Regions from separate parts of the Homo sapiens genome. Here regions 2 and 3 are each linked to region 1. The links are chromatin loops, found by intact Hi-C in ENCODE. Cell type or tissue: Caco-2. All regions are shown on one strand.

Region 1 (8,000 bases):
ATTTCTGGTTTTTTGTTGGTTTTTTTTTTTTCAGATGAGTTTGCAATTGCTGAGTACAATGCTCCTTGCAGCAAAGGTAAGCCACTCACACTCCTCCAAAAGGCAGTCAGAGCTCCTTCAGCTTGCCCCCCAAACCTTCTCCTTCATAAAACGCTGGGTAAATATTTGTCAAAAACATCAAATTACTCACACTGCACATTATTATAGAAAAACACATTTATTGGAGAGGGCCGCTGACTCTGTCAAACCTCAGAGAGTCCATAGGATTGCTTATGGGTAATGATTTGGAATAGATTTGGTTTCCCACTGTACTGATTAGGTTTCCTTGGGCACTATGCTACCCAGAACTAAGGGAAAGAATACTCTCTGCTCATGGAGACCCAAATCTGTCTTAATTTTTTTTCTTTCCAATGTCACAGATCTTGGAAATGCTTGAAGACCACAAGGCTGAAAAGTGCTTTGCTGGAGTCCTGTTCTCAGAGCTCCACAGAAGACACGTGTTTTTGTATCTTTAAAGACTTGATGAATAAACACTTTTTCTGGTCAATGTCTTTCCCTGTTTCCTGTTCATTCAATAAATATCATTGTACATTTCCATATGATTCCCAATAGAATACCAAGATTAAACTTAAAGGAATCAAGTGCTGAAGGACTTCAGAATACAAAAAAATGATACAGTGATGTCGGTCTGAGTAGGCTTCATGTAAGGACTGTGGGGAAAGAAGAAAGTATTGGGTTATGTACTAGGAAAGTGTAAAGTGTGTTTGGTTATGGGAATACCCTATGAAAAACCCAAAGGGTGAATTTTTATGAGAAAATAAAAGACTGACTTCACCAGAAAAGACTTTTTACATTAAAATGAAGTAGAATGAAATACAACATTGAACATGTCATATTGAGAGGCAAGATAATTGGGACTTGACCTGAATTGGGAGTGATGTGTCCTATGTTACACCAAAATCTGCCACTGATGAGAGTGATCAGTCAGTTAACCTGGGGTTTCAGATTCAATAATAGATGAGCTGAAAATAATGAAGGGAGGATTCATGCAGAAGCACGTTTTCTCAGAAGAAGGAATGTGTATGACTCAAAGTCCAAATAGGAGTATTATATTGGATCATCTTTCTTCTGGAACTTTGAGCCAGGATTAAAGGATAGCTGTAAAGTCAAGGAGATATTCTGATGCAGAAATCAGTTCTCACAACATCTGATTGATGTCTGATGTCTCACAACATCTCTTTAGTCTATTTTTAAAATATATAATTTTCTTTGCAGTAAGTATTGCGACATATATTTCCATTCTATAGAAGGGGAAGCAAAACTTCAGGAGTTTTTGAAGTAGGAAAGGTTAAAGCAGGAGGATTGAGCCAAGAGAGTCTGAGGACAATCGTAGGAGTCCTACTCTTCATTTGGCACAAAAATGACAATGCTTAGTTAGGCAGAAGGTGAGTATGGATTGTATAAACTAAGAACTGGAAAAGACTTTGCAGTTCAAGGAATCCTTAGCTCTGTCTCCAGGCTAGACAAAATAAGAAATAAAAGCTATCACTTCTGTGTGGTGCTTATAGAATAGAATTAACATATCAGCATTATGGGATCTTTAGGGTGTCGCTTTCCTGGCCAGTCTAGTGGCACCTTTGCCTGAGTTTTGCTCTGGGCCCACTGGGCTGCTTCTGCCCACTCGCACTTGCTACCAACCTGGATCCCGGATCCAAGGGAGATTGAGACGGGTGGAGCAGAGGGGTGTGCTAGGGGTGTGTGAGCAAGCGTGGCCACTGTGCAGTCACACACACAAGCTGCTGCCCAGGTTGGGCAGCTCCAGGTGCCAGCACAGGCTCTCCATGAGGTGGCTGGACCAGGCACACAACAAACAGCTTCCCCCTGGACCAGGCGCATCACAAGCAGCTTCCAACAGTGGCACTGGCGAATGCAGTGACGCCAACCAGGGCCCCAAAGAGGGAGTCACAGCCCGGGCTCAAGGAGCTCCCAGGTCTGGGCTTCTCCGAGGGCCAGAGCTCTTCTCTCCCTGTGGGGAGCAAGGGGCATGTTGCAGCCCTGTTTGTGTTACAGCTCTTTTAACCTTGCTGTGCAGCTCCTCAGCTCCTGCATCAAGCAGACAAGTGGAGAATGAGACAGATGAAGAGGAGCATTACTGAGCAATGGAACAGAAGGATAAGGAAGATGAAGAGGAAGGAGACCTGCAGTTAGTAGCTCATTTCCACAGTAAGGATGTCCTTTCCACAGCAAGGGTGTCCCAACGAGTGTTCAGCTTCTAGCAGAACGGAGACCCTGGAGTGGCTGGCTCCTCTCTGCAAACAGGTCTTCCCATTGAGTGTTCAGCTTTCAGCAGAGAGGAGGTTCTGGAATGGGTAGTTTCTCTCCACAGGTAGGTCATCCATTGTCTTCCCATCCTCTCTTCCAATCTAGCTGAGTCTGGGGGATTTTATGAGCCTCAGAGGGAGGAAATGCATGCTGATTGGTCCATGGGCAGCCATGAGTGGGCCCAGGGAGCAGCACCACAAGTTACCTCTCTGGTCTGCAGGCTTCAAGCCCTCACCAGCTTGAGGGTGGGACTTCACTGGGGACCCATCCCCTTCCACCCAGGAACCTGTCTGCCTCCTGCTCCCAGGCTGTTCATGCCAAGGAGCGCCTGCAAGTCAGTGTCCAGCTGTCTTCAGACCCCTCTCAGCCTCCCTCCCACGCTTGTTGGTGCCCAAGTTCCAAAGGGGGCCGAGACGGCAGGGGGCTGGCGTATCAGCACTGTCCTGAGCGTGTGCACGCTCGGCCAGGCTGTGACAGTACCCAGGCTCGGCCCGACCTTGCTCTGAGTTCAGAGTGGGTGCTAACAGTGGAGAGAAGCCAGGCAGCCGGAGTAGGCACCCTGGAGCCTGCAGTGGGCAGGGGACTTTGCTGGGCCTCTGAGAGCACAGAAAATGTCCACAGCCGCGGCAAGGTGGCTGCAGCTGCACCCTGGGAGCTCCTGCTCCACCAGTTCGGAAGGGGCGGGGCTCCTGCTTGTCCCTGGCTCACCTGCTCCTGAGTGTGCAGGTCCGGTGGCGCCTCCTTGCAGGCTGGGCTGATGGGCGGGGGCGGGGGGGGGGGGGGGGAGGAAGGGAATGTTCCAGGTCCTCCCTGGGCCCGGGACTGTGTCCGGGGCAGGGATGACGTCGCTGCAAGTTCTTCCCGTGGCCCCGGGGCTCAGGGGCAGCCCAGGACTCTCCCTCGCCCGGCTCACGGCCCTGCCTGGGGGGCGCCTCCGGGAGCAGATCACGAGCCCTGGGGCTCAGCCCTCAGGCGCGTCTAGCTCGGCGGTCACCCCAGTGCCGGGAGGACCCTGAAGACGCGCCCCAGGCGGCCCTACTCAGAGCCTCCTCCCAAGGCCCAGGAATGCGGCGCTGTCGGAGGTGTGCGCGGTGGCCACACCGCTGTCCGGGTCCCCAAAGCGGGCCCCGCTCCCACTTCTCGCCTTGGCCCCGAACCCTGGGTCCAGCCCCAGCGCTTTGTGTGCGAACACCGCTCCGCCCCGGACCCAGCTCCGCCTTGGGGCCCCTCTCTGCCTGCCCCTCCGTGCCCGACTACACTGCTTCCCCTCCGGCGGGCGACTCAGCCCGGTCCATCGTGGCGGCTTCCAGGGCGGCAGGCTCCGGGAGTACTCCCGGGGCCGGCTCCAAGGACTGTTCCCCTCCTCCCCACTCCCACTCCGCGGCGGCGGCGGGCGAGAGCGGCGACATAGGGCCAGGGTCCGGAGCGGTGGAGGCTCCTGGCCGGGGAGCACGTCGCCCCACCCGGCAACGCGAGGATGGTGGCGGCGCAGTCGGCTGCTTTGGGGTCTCAAGGCACAGGGGACGCGAGGCACAGATGTCCCACAGCAGCCACTGCGGCTCCCGCAGCTGCTCCGCCGCCGCTGCCCGCCCCTCCCTGCTGCAGCTGGCGTGATGGCAGCGGCAGCTCTGGACGCCCCACTGCTGCCACCATCAGCCTTGTGAAATAGGTACTACCTTAACAAATGAAATTGAAGCAGAGACATGTAATTTGCCCAAAGTTACTAAGTTAGTGACAAAGCTAGAATTCAAGACCAAGAAGTCTAGCTTCCATGCTCTTAACTTCCAACCATGGTGACACCTCAAACAACTTCAGACAAAAAGGCCAGGAGAAAGTATATTTCAGAGCTTAATAAACATTATAATTAGCTGTCAAATTAAGTATCAAGCCAGGGCACAGAACATAAAAGAAATCAGAGTATGGCTATGGGAACAAGACAACAGGATTATAATTTTACCTCTTGGTTCTAGTTTTTTTCTTTGTTCATATGGAAATCGTTACTGAAAAGGTACTTTAAGGATATGCTTGTTGCAAATCATTAGCTGTATCACTGACCAAGAGTGTTTATTCCTGAAATACTAACTGATTGCCTACTATCTGCCAGGCACAATATCCCATGCTATAATACAAAATTAAACAAAATAGGATTCCTCCCTTAGAAAAACTCACCGCAGAGTAAAAGAAAAAGATACACATCTGGGTCATTATAATGATCAGGTGCTCAAGCTATTCATTGCCCCAGTGGACTGGAGATACAATGGCCTTCTCAAGTTTTGGGGTATTACACTCAAATTCATATGTAATACTGGAGAAAAGGCCTAATTACAACTTAAACTGGATTTCCCACCAGCCTGGTGGCATGGGAATCTTGGAATTAAAATTACGTAGAATTTTTAAAAGTGATGTATCTTCTACATCTGATTTTGTGAACTGAAGTTTATTCTTTCCAGGAAAGCATATAGATACACGACAGGAAATGAAATGGATACTTGTTGGGGTCAGTTTTATGTATAGTTTGTATTTTATTTTGAAATATGATACACTGCTATTCTCTTGCATTTTCTTATATGTGACTCACCACTAACCCTATATTCCCCCATTTCAGGCCAGTTGGTCATAAGCATCCATTTGCCTCAGAGAATACTGGGTTGTTATGACAAGAATATAAAGTTGGAAAGAAATAGAATATTTGAGTCTACCCTGTAAGAATAAAAAGAATAAAAGGGGTTTAAATTTATTTAGACCCTATTGTTTAATCAAGAATTCTGGCCAGGAGCAGTGGTTCATGCCTATAATCCCAATGCTTTAGGAGGCCAAGGCAGGAGGATCATTTGAGGCCAAGAGTTTGAGACCAGCCTGGGCAAATTATTGCTCGGGAAAAAAAGGTCTTATTTAGTATTTTAGTCTTTACAATGTTTTTTTCTATTATGCAATATTCTCTCAAATACTTTATGTCCATCCACGTTGTCTGAGACATGCCACTTTAACATTCTAGTTATGCTGTAGCTGTCATTTTACCCTAAGCCGTTAGTAGTACTGATCCACATAAAATTGGGCTGTTTAGGTGTTTAACTGTTTAAATGTATAATATATCTGATATATTTATATATTGTATAAAAAATCACCTAACACAATAGATATTTACTATGTCTGCTATAAATATATATCATATAACATATAACAATATATTATAAATGATAATATACTATAATATAAAATATAATAAATATATTATAAATGTACAATATATCCGATATAAATATATAAATATGTCAACTATATTATACATATAAATGTATATGTATAATATATACATATATGTATAATACAATGTATTTATTATGTATATATATAAATGTATATGTATAATATATAAATGTATAATATATCTGATATAAACATATCAGATATATTATCCATCTATTGTGTCAGGTGATTCTTTATACAATATATAAATATATCAGATATATTATCCATCTATTGTGTCAGGTGATTTTTTATACAATATATAAATATATCAGATACATTATCCATCTATTGTGTCAGGTGATTTTTTATACAATATATAAATATATCAGATATATTATCCATCTATTGTGTCAGGTGATTTTTTATACAATATACAAATATATCAGATATATTATCCATCTATTGTGTCAGGTGATTTTTTATACAATATATAAATATATCAGATACATTATCCATCTATTGTGTCAGGTGATTTTTTATACAATATATAAATATATCAGATATATTATCCATCTATTGTGTCAGGTGATTTTTTATACAATATATAAATATATCAGATATATTATCCATCTATTGTGTCAGGTGATTTTTTATACAATATATAAATATATCAGATATATTACATATCTATTGTGTCAGGTGATTTCTTATACGATATATAAATATATCAGATATATTATCCATCTATTGTGTCAGGTGATTTTTTATACACTATATAAATATATCAGATATACTATACAGTTCAGCCCATCAAAGCACCATATTTTGGGGGGTTGGTTTCCGTGTCCCAACACTAGCTACGAAAATATTAGCTATTAGCTACCTATAACTCTTCAGTAGTAAATTCAAGAAACGTAAAGTAATTCTCTTCATTAAGTTCTTGCCTTGTCTACTAAAAAAATGGTCATCACCGATGTGGACAATGAAGACCTGTGGGGTTAAAAGCTCTAACTAGTATGCCTCCAAGATTCTTTGATTGCCTGCCATCATGATCGAAGAATAAATAACTTCTTTTTCATCTTATTTATTTATTTTTTGTAGAGATAGGGTCTCGCTATGCTGCCCAGGCTGGTCTCAAACTCCTGGGCTCAAGAGATCCTTCTACTTAAGCCTCTCAAAGTGCTGGAATTACAGGGGTGAGTCACCACGACTGACCATTAATAATTTCTTTCAATGACACTTTAACATAGGCTCATTCATCTTTACCTCTAAAGAAAAGTCTTTCTGGTCTTTTTAAAATTATATTTTTTGGCCAGGCACAATGGCCAGGTGCGGTGGCTGACACCTGTAATCCTAGCACTTTGGGAGGCCAAGGTAGGAAGATTGCTTGAGGCCAGGAGTGCAAGACCAACCTGGCAAACATCTGGAAAACATAGCAAGGCCCCATCTCTATTAAAAAAAAATTAATTCTATTTTTCTAAGAGAAAAAAGATTCCCAATTCAACAACACTTTTCAAAAACTTTATCTGGCAGCTACTCAGGAGATTGAGATGGGAGGATCATATGAAGCCCAGGAATTCAAAACCAGTGTGGGCAACATAGTGAGATCCTATCTCATAAAAAAATAAAAAATAAAAAAAGCTTTACTTGGAATACAACCCATGACTCTGGTTATAAATACAAAATTCTTCAAATTCATTTAAAGGAATTTAATCCTAGCTTCTCGGATGAAAAAAGGAAATAATATTCACAATTTGATCCATCATCAGTAGACAAGTTAAATGTGTTTCACAAAAGCAAGACATATTAATTAAGCAAAATCATATTCGAGTAACCACAGGAAATATAAATATACTGTCTCTTACCTAGAGAAATCTTATAGTCTAATTGTGAAGATAGTCTTCACGTGACGAAAAAGATCATCATTAATCCAAAACATATAAGTTATAAAGAAGCGACATATACCAGCAATTCTAAAATCTGGTTAGCATCCTTTGTAGAATTTATTTTAAAATGCAGATATCCAGGTCTCATCAATAAAGATTTAATTAATTATTTTTGGGGATGTGCTCAGACATCTGCGTTTTTTGTTTTTTGTTTTCGTTTTTTTGTTTTTTGAGATGGAGTCTCACTCTGTTGCCCAGGCTGGAGTGCAATGGCGCAATCTCAGCTCACTGCAACCTCTGCTCCCAGGTTCAAGCAATTCTTCTGCCTCAGCCTCCCTAGGAGCTGGAACTATAGGCGCCCACCACCACGTTGGGCTAACAGGCATCTATGTTTTTAATGAACTCTGTAGGTGGTTCTATCATGCAGTTAGTTTTCAGAACCATTCACACTGACAGTAAAGGCTATTTATTCCCAGCAGTTGAAAGACCACTAAGGACACAGGAATAGTTAGCAAAGCTACTTAAAGATGCCAGGGCTGGGGCCGGGTGCGATGGCTCACGCCTGTAATCCCAGCACTTTGGGAGGCCAAGGTGGGCAGATCA
Region 2 (8,000 bases), 58 kb before region 1:
GGAGACAAGAACAGGGAGGGAGCACCCATACTTAAAAGAAACTTCTAGGCTTGGAGCAGTATGGTATTTTATACACATCACCTCTGTTAGTCAAGCTTTGGATGGGGGCTAGATAGCAGCCCACTGAAAGACCTGGAGTCCCTGTATTCTTAATTGCTATGTCGGAAAGTTCCATATTTAGAAATCAGATGGGCAGCAGGTAAGTTAGGCATTCTTCTGAAAAAAATTAAGCCTCTACCAGGACTCTCGCTTGGTTTATAAAATGAGCCACAGAAGAAACAGCAAACTCAAGTTTTCCTCTCAAAAAGTCCTGTGTCACTTGAAAAGTTGCTTCATACACATTGTGTCCTAAATATGAAATCTAAAGTTGTTACTGTTTTGAAATAAAGTTTCAAGAGAATATATTTTATATAACATTCAAATGAGTTATAGTAAAAATGCTAGGTCTTAAGAGATTCACCGGATGAAATAACATTCTCCACTTCAGAAAATGAAACTAGTACAATATTAAATACTGTGATTAATAATAATCTCTAATATTTCTACATACTTTTGCTCCTAACAGTTGAGTTATATGCTCACCCTGTATGATTGTGGTATATTCTGTTATGCCAGTTGCATTATTGTAATTATAAATTTGAGGAATAAAGTACACGAACTTATAAAATATAAACATGGCCAGGCACAGTGGCTCACGCCTGTAATCCCAGCACTTTGGGAGGCCGAGGTGGGTGGATCACAAGCTCAGGAGTTTGAGACCAGCCTGCCCAATATGGTGAAACCCCGTCTCTACTAAAAATACAAAAATTAGCCAGGCATGGTGGTGAGCACCTGTTGTCCCAGCTACTTGGGAGGCTGAGGCAGGAGAATCATTTGAACCCGGGAGGTGGAGGTTGCAGTGAGCCAAGATTGTGCCACTGCACTCCAGCCTGGGCGTTAGAGCAAGATTCCATCTCAAAAAACAAACAAACAAACAAACAAAAAATATACATACACGCACTATTTTAAAACTCAGTTTTTATCTAAAACCTAGATTAAAAGTCTTTGGAAAGAGTCCATGGAGAGGAATACGTTAAAAATGCCATTGAAGCCATTCTGCAATGTATAATATTTCAGAATGACATGTTGCACACAATGTCTACATAATTTTTCGTCAATTGAAAATAATGTGATCAATTGGATTAAAAATATATCATTAACTCATGAATTTAAATATATTTAATGAGCTTAAGTTGATTGTATTTTCTGTATTTCTTAAACTCAAGGTATTACCTAGTGCTTTGAGGTGTCGATTTTCTGGCCAGAAACTTCTGCGGCTGGCGACAAGCTCTTGTCCTGCATCCAGGAAGAATGACAGGAAGAATGAGGTACACGAACAAGTGAAGGGTGCACAATAAGAATGAGGTACCCAGACAAGTGAAGGACAAGATGAAGATGAGCTTTACTAAATTTTAGAACAGCTCAGAGGAGACCCACAGTGGGTAGCTCCTCTCCGTAGGCAGGTCTTCCCAACATCTACTGCTCTCAGCAGAGAGGAGGCCCTGGAGCGGGTGCTCCTTGCTCCTCTCTGCACTGTAGTCCCGAAGTCTCTGCAGGTCTCTGAAGCTCTCAGCAGAGAGGGTAGTTCCTCTGTGCAGCTGGTTGTCCCATCGTCTCCTGCTATTAGCAGAGAGGGCAGCTTCTCTCTGCAACTGGTCTTCCTGTCCCTCCATCCTCTCTCTTGCTCTGCCTGAGCCCGAGGCTTTTATGGGGTGGAGGAAATGCCTGCTGATTGATCCATGGGCAGCCATAGGCAGGCCAAAGGAGGCACCACAAGTCCTAGGGACTGACTGCCGGGATCCCAACCTTCAGGTCCTCCCTGGCCTGAAGGTGGGGCCTTACAGGGGACCTGCCCCCTTCTGCCCAGGAGTCTGCCTGCCTCCCGCTGCCATTCATGGCCCCTGGGCTCAGCCCCAAGATTGGAGCAGGCTCTGGGAGAGGAGAAAGGCCAGGCAATGGGAGCAGACACCCCTGAGCCTGCAGGGTCGAGAGAAGGGGAGGGTCTTCCCGGCTCTCGAGGGTGCAGGCTGCAGAGATGCCTGGACCTGCACCTGTGAGGGTGCCGCAGCTGCACCAGGGAATCTCCCGCGCAGCCAACTGGGAATGGGCAGGTCTCCCGCTTGTCCCGGGCTCTCTCTGGCTCAGTGGAGCAGTAGGCCCAGGTCTGCAGCCACTGGTCGGGGTGCTGCAGCCGCACGGGGAGTGTAGATCTTGCCTGCTCCCAGCCCCTTCCAAGAGCACAGGGAGGCTCAGATCCACAGCCGCAGTTTGGGCGGGGCTCCTACCTGCTCCATAGAGCAGGAGGCCGCGGTCTGCAGCCTCGGTTTGGGCAGCTGCAGCGGCACCGGGGAGCTCTGGCCCCAACTCAGAAGGGACGGAGCTCCCACCGGCTCCACTGCAGCCAACATTATGGCAGCAGCGGCTACCATCAATGGTATCCCATCTTTGGCAAGTGGAAACATCTTAATGAATTTCCCGTTTGCCCCGAGAATCCTCTTGTCTCTGATCCTAAGGTAACATCACATACATGTCTGTTACACTAGGATTAGAGACAAGTTCTGTTTAGAAATAACTCCAAGAACAGCTTTTATATTTTATTTTCACATTGAAAATCAGTCAGATTTGCTCCAGCCTCAAAGAATGTGTTTACTAAAATTAAATGAATGCTGGCAGGGAGCTGCACTTTTTTTTTCTAAATAGGAAATGGGTTAAGGGCGGCAGCTGAGTCCTTTCGACATAACCCTAATAGTCTTTGGCAGCATCCTTTCTGTTTGGTAGGATAAGATATTCTAGGCTCATCTTGCATTTTCCGCGAAAAAAAAAAAGCCATTGAATTAGGCATAGAGGAAATTACTATAAAGTTTAAGGGATAATGTAAAGGATCTAGGAAAATACTCTAATTGCTTCACAAACAAGGAAGAAACTGAAACTAGAAATGTAGTCAATTAGTATTGCTGATGTGCTTTATGCAAGAAAGATAGTATATTTGTTCTCTCTTATCTGCAGCTTCACTTTCTGTGGTTTCAGTTACCCTTGGTCATCCAGGGTCCAAAAATATTAAATGGAAAATTCCAGAAATAAACGATTCATAAATTTTCAATTGTGTGCCATTCTGAGTGGTGTGATAAAATCTTGACACCCGGGATATGAATCATTCCTTTCTCCAGCGTATCCATGCTGTATATGCTGCTGTTATTCCCCCTAACCCCCACCCCAGTCACTTAGTAGCTATCTCAATACTGCAGGGCTTATGTTCAAATAATCCTTATTTTACTTAATAATGGTCCCAAAGCTCAAGAGTAGTGATGTTGGCATATTGTTATAATTGTTCTTCTATTATCAGTTTTGTTAATCTCTTACTAAGCCTAATTTATAAATTAAACTTCATCCTAAGTATGTATGTATAGGAAAAAACATAGTATATATAGGGTTAGGTACTATCTGTGGTTTCAGGTGTCCACTGGGGATCTTGGAACATATGCCCCTCGGATAAGGGGAACTACTATATACAAGATTAAATAAGGTCACTTAAAATTCATTTATAAAATTATGTCCTAAAATATTTGTACCAGTAACAAGATATATTCAAATTATTTTATCTAATAAAAATTAACATGTTTTATTTTCTAATAAAAGTTAAAATATGTTAGCAGTCTATACCACTTCTTTAATTACATGGAAAAAATTACATTATGATGTCTAATTAATAAATAGTTATTTATAATTACTGCCAAAGTCAAAAACCAGTTTGATACTTACATCTTAAATACCATGCCTTTTTATACCCTTTTCTTTATAAATAACTTGTAATTTAACCTTCAAATTATACTGCATTACTTTAAATTAAATAATGAGAGTACGTATGTATAACTTGCTTTGAAAATAAATGAATTATGAAAGCTACACTATTTAAAACTTGAGAACTTTCAATAATACCTTATACAATATATTCCATAATTACTTTTTAATAAATTTTTATAATATTACTGTAAATTGTGGGTTTAGGGACCGACAGTTCAACTATTAGCAAAATAATCTTTTAGCATAACAAAAATTGGAACATCTAAATCTCTTAGAACTTGTCTTAGCCCATTTATATAGTAAGTACTACGTAATTGCTAGCTGTCATTACCTGTTACTGTTGTAGCTATTGTTGTTAGCCTCATTATCATCAGCATCATCTGAGTAATTAAGTAAAGTTGGCAAACAACTTTATCTTTCCTACTTTTAAAATTTAACCCCAGTGTTTGCTCCCAAACTAAGTAGAACTCTCTAAAATGAAAGTTCTGACACTGGAAAGTTCCACAGCGAACATGAGCACTACAGTGAACAAAGGGGCTCCTATGGTTAAGGGTCATGAACCAACCTTGTGCAAACCCACACACAAACACGCATACACTTATTTTCTGTTCATCAAAGGAAAAGTAATCCTGTAACATTTCCCCCACCTTGCTTCCTATTCCAAAATAAACTGCAGATGAAGATTAAAATCTAAACACAAATACTTAATGTAGGAAAAAATGCAGGATAATATTTTTACAATTTCAGTATGCATATGCAGAAGGATTTCTTAATCAGAAAATAAAGATACAGTATAAACAAAAAGAAAGTTAAACAAAGATAAATTATAAGCAACAGGGTTCCTACAAGTGACAATGATGCTGAACATCACCAGTAATCATGAACTTGAAAAAGAAAAGACAAAATAGATCATGCTCCCCTCCCCATCAGATTGGTAAAATTTTAAATGAGTGCTGGGAAAATATATACACATAAGCATTGCTAGTGAGAAGGTAAGTTGGCATTTTAGAAAGTTGATGAGATAGTATCTATAAATTTGAAATGTATATACATAGCAAATTCACAATGGGGACAGATTCATTATACAAAAATACTTCGGCATGCCCCAAAGTATAAATATGTTAGGACAGCCATTGAATTCTATTGTTTGTAGTAAATTGTTTTAGTCCAAACACTAATTCCTCTGTAGCAAACATAGGATCTAATAAAATGGATTATGTGTGGAAATCAGTCCTCTTTAGAAACCTAAAGGACCAAGTGTATCCTGATTAAAAAGATAAAACGCTTTCTTTCTTTCTTTTTGTTTTTGTTTTTTTGTTTGTTTGTTTCGAGACAGAGGCTCGCTCTGTTGCCAGGCTGGAGTGCAGTGGCGTGATCTCGGCTCACTGCAACCTCTGCCTCCCGGGTTTAAGCGATTCTCGTGCATCAGTCTCCCGTGCAGCTGGGACTACAGGCGCACGCCACCACACCCAGCTAATTTTTGTAGTTTAAGTAGAGACGGGGTTTCACCATGTTGGCCAGGATGGTCTCAATCTCTTGACCTCATGATCCACCTGCCTCAGTCTCCCAAAGTGCTTTTTGATAATTTTGAGAAATGATGGAGGCATATTAGAATGAAAACAACCTGAGGATGTGCTTTTATCTTTGTATATTCAAATATTTTTTCTCATTAAAAAGCAGAAAGTCCGGGTATGATGGTTCATGCCTGTAACCCTAACACTTTGCGGGGCCGAGATAGGAAGATCCCGTGAGGCCAGGACTTTGAGGCTAGCCTGAGCAACATGGTAGGACCCTGTCTCCATAAAAAGCTTAAGAAAAAAATTAGCGGGGCGTGGTGGAGTGCACCTGTAGTCTTAGCTATTTGGGAGGCTGAGATGGGAGGATCAGTTGAGCCTAGGAGTTCAAGGCTGCACTGAGCTATGATCTAACCACTGTACTCCAGCCTGGGCAACAGAGCAAGACCCTGTCTCTGAAAAAAAAAAATACACACACACACACACACACACACACACACACGTTAGTGGGATAGCACAAATGAGAAAAACTCTGCTCTTTGATCACTGAGTACATCTCTGTAGATATATATTTCCTTCACTGCAGATTTTGCCCAAGATACTTCGTCAAAGACAAAGCCAGTACACCCTCTAATAGGGTGAATATGGTTATGCCACCTACTGAGCTTGTTTTTGATACTAGTTAATATGTAACCAGATGAAATTGTCATTATCGTCACTGTCAGGACTATGGGAAGCTTAAGTGTTCTCTTTTCAAGGACAATGTGCGCTAACTGTACAATTGGTACAATTAAATAAGTTATATTCAGTTCCTGGGAAGCACTATAGCAATACAAGGAGAAAATTTGATTCTATTTATTTTTGTTAAGGCCCACCTACCTCCTAATCCTAATTTCTCTCATTTCCCAAATATTCCTTGTTTGTTCTTACTGTTATGTGTTTTCCTGTATTTTGCTCTTCTACTTTCTTTTCCATGGACTATCTTTTTCCCTTCCTTTTTTTCGCTCTACCCCTTTACCTCAGCTTTCTAGCAGTATTTGCTAAATACTTCAAAACTGTATAGAACTGGTTCAAATTGTGTGCTCCCTTTTCTGTCAAGAACTTGCTACTCAGGTAACCCAATTGGTGATTTTTCCTGGAAACACTGATGGATGCTGTTCCTATAGCGAAACCCAGAACAGAGATGAAATAGATGTCATCCTCAGCCATTAGCATTCAAACTATAAAAATTAATTTACACTGGTATAGTAAGGATCAGAATGTCAAAGCTGTGTTACACCTAGCATCTTGTATGAAACTACCCCATTAAGGTGAGACCACAGATATTATTGCCCCACTATTGGCATGAAAGCTGAGGCTCAGAGCAGTTAACTGAGTTACCCAGGACCACACAGCTAAGTTAGAAGTAGGGCTCAGGTGTCCTGGCAACTAACTGGTCCAGTTATTTTTTCTCTCAAGCTCGTTTTCCCTCTCCTAAAGAATAGGAGGCTCTGTCGTGGTGAAAGGCGATTTTAGTAATACTTTCCTTTTTATCTGTGATTATAATGAATGCGGCATCTCTCCCATTAAGGATCATTCCTCCACCCACATTCTTAATACATCTGCTGCATGCATCCTTCAGAGACCTCCCTCTGGGATCATCCCTTCTCACTCCAAAAAGCTCAACTTCTCCCCTGTCATTTGTACCTCCCACTCAGCATTTTTAGAAGCAATATTTCATTCAAACTTATTCAAGTTTATTTCCACCTAAAGAAATATTCCTTTCACCCTGGCATCTCCGTCAGGTACTGCTCTGTTGTTTTTCTCCCCTTCAGACAAACTGCCAAACTGGCTCTAGTTCCTCACATTCCCCATCACCCTCAGCAAGCTTCTGCCCCACACCGGCACTGAAACAGCTGAATCCCAATGTCCTTGTCCTTAAACCCAGCAGAAAAAAAAAATCAATCAATTATTTGATTTCACAGCGGCACTTGACATGGGTAGCCAGGAATTTATCAATGACAACCTTTACAGATCATCTTTGTAATTTATCATGAGGCATCAAATGAATGCTATTAACATTAATCCCTCCTATTTTAAGTCATTAATCCAAGTAAATGCTCACTTATTTCTAGCGTCTTAGAAACCATTTAAATTATGTTACATTATGAATCAATACATTATAAAATTATACCATCATTTGTAATAATTTTTTAAAATGTTGTGTGCTATTAACATTGATGCCTTGGTATAAAGTCATGATCATTCTGGTCTAGTAGCAATCTTCTATTGACTATTCTCTTACTAAAGCGGTCCCTTCCGTGGGACTCAGAGACCTCACACTCTCCTGCCTGTGTTTCTTCCTCTCTAATTGGCCCTTCTTGCTCCACTTGGGTGCTCCTGCCCATTGCCTAGACAAGAGCATTCCCTGTAACTCTGTCTTGGGCTCTTTTTCTCTTTTCATCAACATCTTCTACGTGGGTATTATCATCCATTTCCATGGCATCAGCTTGCCCAATAAACTGATAAATCCATAGTCTCTATAAGTACAGCAGATCTCATCAAGCTAGTGGCATTCAGACTGCTTTAACTTTAACCAAAAATAAGGGATTTTGTACATGTTCAATAAGCAGTTCCCACTGTGACACTGTAATCACATTTTCACAA
Region 3 (8,000 bases), 140 kb before region 1:
TCTGCTAGAGAACAAAACCTTACTACTCATACAGTAAAATCATCTGAAACTTGGATGATTTCAGAGTGGCCCTGGAGATTCATGGCATATAGTTTTGCCCAGGAACACTTTAAAACACATGTAGCAAGACTGGTGTGCTGGAGCAGACTACATGGAGGATGAGGGGACCAAATTTGAGTTCCACATTCCACAACTCAATTATCCTTGGATTCTCTCCTCCTAGTCTCACACCTATTAATTTTGTAAAGCAACAATATTGGGTTTCTTGTGTCAAATTGCCTGTCCAGAAAACAATTTAAAAAGTAAGAGTTTATGTTGGCAATGGAAAGTAAGGGTAGTAAAATAATATAAGAAAATAATAGTTTTTACTTGCAAATTTACTCTATAAATGGCCTAACCCTGCAGATATTGAATCATGAATCACTGAATCATTAAAGCTTTGAAGAGTTACATTTTAGTCACAATTTACTGATTTTACTGATTTGGCATGGGGGCAGGGATTTTATCTATCTGTTATGGATTCAAGTTTTGGGGACTGATGAGGATCTCATGTTTTAGCTTCCATGAACATGGAGAGTATCATGCATGTACCTTACAGCATTGCTGGGAAGATTAAATGGCTTAATACAGAGACAGCTTAACAATTCTTGTCATGTGGCAGATGCTCAAAAACAGCAACAACAAAAACACATTCTCTTTCAGCCCATGGGATTTCAGAGTGTGGAGAGATTATATTGAATTGGAGGCTTCTGGAAAGTGACAGGAAAATATGGAGTGGGGGGCATTAGAGACAAAGGACACTCATCAATAAAGCTAAGGCCAGAATGTGAGGCTTACACAAAAAATTGCCTGTGCCTCTGAAAAACTGAAAACTTTCAACAATTTAAATAAAAAAGAAAAGACTTTTCAAAATAATATGACTTTTAGTACTCATATAAACTTTGTTTTGTTTTTTTTTGAAACAGGGTCTCACTCTGTCACTCTGAAAGCACTGGTGCAATCATAGCTCACTGTAGCCTCAACCTCGTGGGCTTAAGTGATCCTTCTTGCCTCAGCCTCCTGAGTAACTGCTACTACAGCCATGTGCCACCTGGCTAAATTTTTTATTTTAATTTTTGTAGAGATGGGGGACCTCACAATGTTGTGCAGGCTGTTCTCAAACTCCTGGCCTCAAGTGACTCTCCTGCCTCAGCCTCCCAAAGTGCCGGGAACTAGGTATAAGCCACTTCTCCCAGCCTGAACCTGTTTGTTTTTTTTTATTGAAAAGATAACCTATCCACCCATGTGATTCGAAACAAACATGTTTATAAACATGGACATACTAATATTAAATTATTAATGTTAATTGCCTCAAGAAATTGAGCATAAAGGGAAATGATAATAAAATACAGTGTGTGTTTGTGTAGTGTGTGTGTAGCAGGGAGTTGTGCATGTAAATAATTGACAAAATTTTCAAACTCGTTGATAAAATATTGACTTTGACTGAGCTGTATCTGAGGAGCCTAAGAGAAACAGCAAATACTTTTTTTCAGTGTTGCTGATATTAAGAAAATGATTTTGCAATATAGACATGTGTTATTTTGTGTAATGATATATGCTTACTGAAGTTCTTTCAGTTGAATTTCTGTAAATCTAGTCACGGTGTTCATTCCAAAGTGATGTTTATCTAGACAGATTTTAATGTAAGTCCTTTTTACAATGAATAATCACTCCCAATTTTTTATATATGTGTGTGTGTTTGTGTGCGTGCACTTTTATGGATATATATTCAAGAATTCAGATTCTTTTTAAAGGTCAAAGTTAAAGTTTAAAGAGCTCAGACTGCTCTTTACAGCAAGGAATGCCTGTGAAATTGTAACATCTTGGAAAGCAATCTCCAGTGTTGTATGGCTCCAGATTGTGTGGCTGAGGCATGGCTGATGAGTAAAAGATAAAATTTTTGTGCTGATCTGTGACAGAACCTCCATTGACTTAGTCCATTGACTTTTAGAATAAAACTGATTGCACCAATTAATACATATTGTTATGAAAACACATTTATGGATGAAAACGCTTACTATCATCAGTTTTTCTCTAATTTAGACTTCTTCCTTTCCCAGGCAGTATATGGTGCTGGTCCCCTCCCTGCTCCACACTGAGGCCCCTAAGAAGGGCTGTGTCCTTCTGAGCCACCTGAATGAGACAGTGACTGTAAGTGCTTCCTTGGAGTCTGGCAGGGAAAACAGGAGCCTCTTCACTGACCTGGTGGCGGAGAAGGACTTATTCCACTGTGTCTCCTTCACTGTGAGTGCTACGGTGCCAGCTGGCTATCCCTGCTTGATACATTTTATTGAGCTCTATAGGTCATGGTGATGGAGCTCTGGTGTGCGATCCCAAGGTATGACTTTAAGAATGTAGTTAGGACTTCAGGGGCCAGGTGCGGTGGCTCACGCCTGTAATCCCAGCACTTTGGGAAGCCAAGGCGGGCAGATCACGAGGTCAGGAGATCGAGACCATCCTGGCTAACAAGATGAAACCCCGTCTCTACCAAAAATACAAAAAATTAGCCGGGCGTAGTGGCAGGCGCCCGTAGTCCCAGCTACCTGGGAGGCTGAGGCAGGAGAATGGCGTGAACCCGGGAGGCGAAGTTTGCAGTGAGCCGAGATCGCCCCACTGCACTCCAGCCTGGGCGACAGAGCGAGACTCCGTCTCAAAAAAAAAAAAAAAAAAAAAAGGAATGTAGTTAGGACTTCAGAAAGGACTAAAAATAGTGAGTTTTCAACTATTAAGGAACAAAGCATTTTTTACCAGAGTAAGGAAGAAATACTCTTCTAAATTTCATTCCTAAATAATAATCCTATTGCCCACAAAAATTTCATGACTTAGAGGAGTTTTCTAGTTTTGATTGTAACTGTCTCTTTAAGGATCGGGCTGGACATTTCCTAGAAATAGATCATATGAAAATTTCATGATAAAAACTTTGCATGCAACATAATTTTTTGCACATGCAGGATACCCTAAGCAAACACCTAGTACCTCTTTAAAGTTGCCTAACTTGGGAAACTCAGCTCCTATGCTCTCCCATATTTTTTCAGAGATGTTTCTCTCCATTGCTTCAGAATATACATACTCAGTTAAAAGGCATCTAATTTAATAACTAGAGCTCTAGGTGAACTCCATGGAGATCTGGGTTCTATTGATGGCCACTCTTACTGATACCATTCCTCCATCTCACATTAATATCGTCACTCTTATGTCTGAAGAAATAGTCACACCTTCCTTCTCCTTGGTGAAGCTGAAGGAGAGATAGGAAATAGCAATGACTGAAGAATGCAGAGGGAGAAGACTGCACAGTTCCTCAGTAGTAAAAAATCCTTTGCTTTTTAGCTCCCAAGGATCTCAGCCTCTTCAGAGGTGGCATTCCTTAGCATCCAGATAAAGGGGCCTACGCAAGATTTCAGGAAGAGGAACACAGTTCTGGTACTGAACACCCAAAGTCTGGTCTTTGTCCAGACAGACAAACCCATGTATAAACCAGGACAGACAGGTAAGTAGGGAAATTCCACTGTTTGGGGCAACACTGAGAAGGGCCACCTGAACAGCCAAAGTCTCCATTATCCTAGCCCCGTAGCCTCCTGTCTTATTACCCAAATTACCTGCTTTATCATGTCTGAATCTTATCGGAGAACTACTTTTCCAGTAAGATTCCGTGTTGTCTCCGTGGATGAAAATTTTCGCCCTCGAAATGAACTGGTAAGCATCCACTATCTGTGGTTTGGGTTGTGGGTAGAGTGGGAATACTCACCCAGAGTGAGGTAGAAAGGTACAAGAAAAGCGAGAGGATGAAAGACACTTGTTTTTGAACTTGGCTCCAGCCTCAGCACAGATTTGCAGTCTTATACAAAACAAAAATTGAGGGACAAGAGATGAGGAAGTTCTTTCTCTTATAACAGTATTTAATCAGTCTGGCAATAGCTGCATTTGTTACTCTGAACACACTGCATTAAGAATATTAAAGAAGCATAGAAAAAAGGCACTATTCCTATTCATACTTTCAAGGAATTTATGATTAAAAAAGCAACACAGAATTATGCTTTTATGAATATATAGGTATATACAATAGACCATATTATAATTTTATTATATATTCGATACATATAGTATAGAAATATATTATACACAAAGACTTTTTTATGCTAATTGAATTTCCCTTTTTTCAACTTACCTTCAATATTAGTGCAAAGGAACAAAGCTGCTTTTAATAGGTAGAAAATAGACAATGTTGAAATTAGAAGAAATATTCTTGGTTTACTTTCAACCAAATGATTCTGGGAATTCTATTTCTGTTAGGTCTAAATCATAATGACATATAACTCTATTAATATCTATTTCCCAACTTATGAAAGTAAGCAGTATAGTCATATTATTCACTAGGAGAATTTTAGTATCCAAATAATATTAATACTTAAAGATTCAATAATATCATTCACCAATAATAATTTTCAGGGAAATGGCAACACATAATAATAATTATTGAATATATTGTGTATGCTCATCCTAGAACTATTTAATAATTTCCCTGAGATTTTTCCAGTTCTGTTATGTTTCTTGTTGAATTTAGCTACAGATAATATTCTTCCTCAGTTTGTTGTTTGATCACAAGTCTGAAATTGTAGCCTTTGCTGGAATTCTAATCACATCTCTTCTTTCCTTTTATCATATAGATTCCACTGATATACCTTGAGGTAAGTATCAGAAAAAGTATCTTATAAGGAAATTAGTGCTTTTAGAGAGTAGGAGGTTCTGATAATACTCTAGACAGATGAACTACTTTAAAAATTTTCAGATCTGAATTCCTCCTACTCCCAGTTGTCAGGTTGATTGTATTTTCTCTTCCTTCTGTATTTGTCTTTCCAGAGGCAATGCTAATTATCACCTTCAAAATCATTTGAGTTGCTCAAGGACTATTGTGACTAAATGATTACCGCCCATGTTTCTTGTTTCCCTTCAGAACCCAAGAAGAAATCGAATTGCACAATGGCAGAGTCTCAAGCTAGAAGCTGGCATCAATCAGTTGTCCTTTCCCCTCTCATCAGAGCCCATTCAGGGCTCCTACAGGGTGGTGGTACAGACAGAATCAGGTGGAAGGATACAGCACCCCTTCACCGTGGAGGAATTTGGTATGGATTATGGAAGATGAAAAAGGCATAACATTTTGGTTCCTAGAGTGTGAGCTCACTTAGATCCTTTGAATTTCCTGTAGATATGTTGAACTTGCAGTAGAGTCAGACTTACTGCTTCTAAGACCATTAGGACGGTGTGAACACAGAAGCTCATAAGAGCTTGCTGATTTTCAGTAGCAAATTACGCTTTGCCAAGTATGAAACTTCTTGTTTCAGTGAAACCACCATCATTTGTTAACGTCACTGAGACCCGCTGTGCTCAAGAAGTCAGTTAGATTCTGCATGAATTGTTAAACCTTACCATCTTAAAGTTGATACATTGGAAAGTAAATCTAACATTCAGAGTGTTATTTTGGGAAAAATTATAGACATACTGAAATTATTTGTATTTCCAATAAATGTTTACCAACCTTCCTTATTCCTATTATCTCTATTAACAGTGCTTCCCAAGTTTGAGGTCAAAGTTCAGGTGCCAAAGATAATCAGTATCATGGATGAAAAAGTGAACATAACAGTCTGTGGAGAGTGAGTTACATTGTTTTTATCTAAAATTTTATATTTTGCCTCAATTTTGAGGGATTATGTAGGTACAAAATTATAAATTTACTTTGCCTCAGCACTTTTGTAATATTACTCCTTTGACTTCTCTTTATTTAACGACTTACTATTAAAATTTTCAAATACATAAAAGAATAGAAACACACTTAATTATGATTTAACAATAAACATCTTTCCGTATTGTTTCATCATATATTTTGCTTTAACATCTTAGGATAAATCACAAAGATCATGATATTTTTCTGTACATGCAGTAGTATGTACCTCTAAAATACAGAGACATTGTCCACTTCTGCGACAACACGATCACTTAACAAAATTGGAAGTAATTTTCCAAAACTAATTGCAAGTTTACAGTCAAGTATCTTCAATTGTCCTAAAAATGGTCTCATAAAGCTGGGTGTTCGCACATTGGTTTTGGTTATTATGACTCCTAAGTACCTTTTCTTTTTCCAAACTCTCTACAACGGAAATTTTCAATCACGTGCCAAAGTTAACAGAGAAGTAAAACACAATTTCATGTACCTATCACCTATTTTTAAAATTGTAAAATTTGCCAGGTTCTTTTTGTCCCATTTCCTCCTCTACAGTAGTTTTTTTGCTCTAATATTTTAAAGCAAGCCATAGGAATCTATAAATATCTTAGAGGTTTAAAAGTCTATAACCTCCTTTTTTTAATGACATTTCGCTGAAGATCATCAGTTGGCCTCTAGAAGTCTTGCTTGCAGAATCTGCCTGTTTGTTTTCTCATGGAACATTGAATTAATTATGCCTAATCTTTCCTCTGGGCAATTTTAAGAGGATACATTGAATGTTTTACATTGATCTTTTTGATAGAACAATTGTTCAATAACCAGAAATAGTGCAATGGTAGAACAAATTGTTTAATAACCTGAAATAATCTCTCCCCCAGAAATTTCCACTCCAGGAAATTTCACTTTCTCCTTTTCTTCATATGTATACCATAAATACTAATCCTGTCATTGAGGAAGGAGGATGCGCTGATACGATGGACTAAAAATGTGACAGAGAAACCTAAAGATCACAGGTCACAATTACTGGGCAAAAGCCAATGATTAGGATTTTATAGAAGTGACTTAAACATAATATAAATGATCCAGTGACTGATGTCATGATTATGAAGGGTACTAGACTCAGAATCGGCAGTGATGAGTGTGCCTCCCCTATCAGAACTTACTGTTTTCACTAGGCATTCTGCTGCTTCTCTGTGCCTCCATCTCTTAAGCAGTAGACAGAGGGCATGAACCTTACCTATGATGTTCCTTTCCACTGTTGCCCTCTGTGATTACAGATACCTCTTACAGTTCCTTTTAACCTGAAGAAGCAAAACTGATAGCCTACAAACAAACAGTCCCAGAGGGAGCACGCAGGGTAAAGGAATATGCCAGCCTAAATATTATATACCAGAAACACCAAAACGCCTAGATCTCTGCCTCATTTCAGCCTCAGAGCAATGGCCAAGGAGTTATGTGTCCAAATTAATAGTGCCGTAGTGCAGATATCTATATGTTGGAGAAGGGCTTCAGAATAAGCTGCTTTGATTCTATCTTTTTATTTGAAGTAATTTCAGAGCCATTTGCAAATAGGAAAGAAAACCAATGTCCAAAACAAAATTATTGTGTATTATTCTGTTACCCATTATCTAATCAGAGAAAGGACTAATATAACATGTGCACACACACATAACCCCACTAATTATTTTGTATTTACATGCCTCATGTGTTCCTAGGCTTCTTTTTCTCCCTCTCTCTCCCTTCTCTTCTCTGTGCATGTGTGTCAGTGCACGTGTGCGTGTGTCTGTGCATTTTGTGTTAGATTTGCTTAGTTATTATGTACTTATTTTTATTCAATTCATCATCTACATTTGCTCACTTGGTATACAGAATAAGCTTTGATATTATTAAAACAAAATAAAGAAGAATGATAGAAAATAAGTAGGTTAAAAGGAAGAAACATTTTTTTAGTAGACAGAGTCTCTCACCCAGGCTGGAGTGCAGTGGAGCAATCTTAGCTCACTGTAGCCTCAAACTCCTGGGCTTATGTGAATCTCCTGCCTAAACCTCCTTAAGTAGCTAGGACTACAGGTGCATGTCACCATACCCAGCTAATCTTTTTAAAAAGCTTGTAGAGATTGGGTCCTGCTATGTTACCCATGCTAGTTGGGAACTTTTGGCCTCAAGCAATCCTTCTTGGCTTCCCAAAGTGTTGGGGTTGCAGGCATGAGCCAAAGCACCTGGCCAAAGGAAAAACATATATATA

The links. A loop is a pair of places that touch in the nucleus more often than their neighbours do. Peaks named below come from ENCODE experiments on the same cell type or tissue, not always from the same donor. Only the 100,000 strongest peaks of a DNase experiment are listed, where the experiment ranks them.
Region 2: it touches region 1 in a loop (6-fold over the local background); 16 of 110 quality-filtered maps call a loop at or near these places.
Region 3: it touches region 1 in a loop (3-fold over the local background); 2 of 110 quality-filtered maps call a loop at or near these places.

The regions. Positions count from the first base shown.
Region 1 is chr12:9,060,259-9,068,258 of GRCh38, reverse strand. It overlaps A2M (alpha-2-macroglobulin), which reads left to right. Exons shown (of 36, transcript NM_000014.6): 35 at 35-76; 36 at 420-551. The coding sequence ends at 436. LINC00612 (long intergenic non-protein coding RNA 612) reads left to right here and starts at 3,189. Exons shown (of 3, transcript NR_034140.1): 1 at 3,189-3,991. A2M-AS1 (A2M antisense RNA 1) reads right to left here and starts at 3,082. Exons shown (of 2, transcript NR_137425.1): 1 at 3,031-3,082; 2 at 204-2,433. It also overlaps a transcript of KLRG1 not described here. RefSeq lists silencers at 3,694-3,743, 3,804-3,853. In Caco-2, a CTCF peak has its summit at 3,959; DNase peaks (open chromatin) are centred at 3,028, 3,648 and 3,928; H3K4me3 peaks cover 1,865 bases.
Region 2 is chr12:9,118,709-9,126,708 of GRCh38, reverse strand. It overlaps a transcript of KLRG1 not described here. Among named protein-coding and RNA genes, the nearest start is that of A2M, 6.8 kb to the right of the region's middle. In Caco-2, no CTCF peak of the experiment used is centred here; a DNase peak (open chromatin) is centred at 4,388.
Region 3 is chr12:9,198,051-9,206,050 of GRCh38, reverse strand. PZP (PZP alpha-2-macroglobulin like) reads left to right here. Exons shown (of 36, transcript NM_002864.3): 2 at 2,100-2,283; 3 at 3,367-3,526; 4 at 3,680-3,732; 5 at 4,704-4,724; 6 at 4,991-5,159; 7 at 5,603-5,687. It also overlaps a transcript of KLRG1 not described here. Among named protein-coding and RNA genes, the nearest start is that of PZP, 6.3 kb to the left of the region's middle. In Caco-2, no CTCF peak of the experiment used is centred here; no DNase peak of the experiment used is centred here.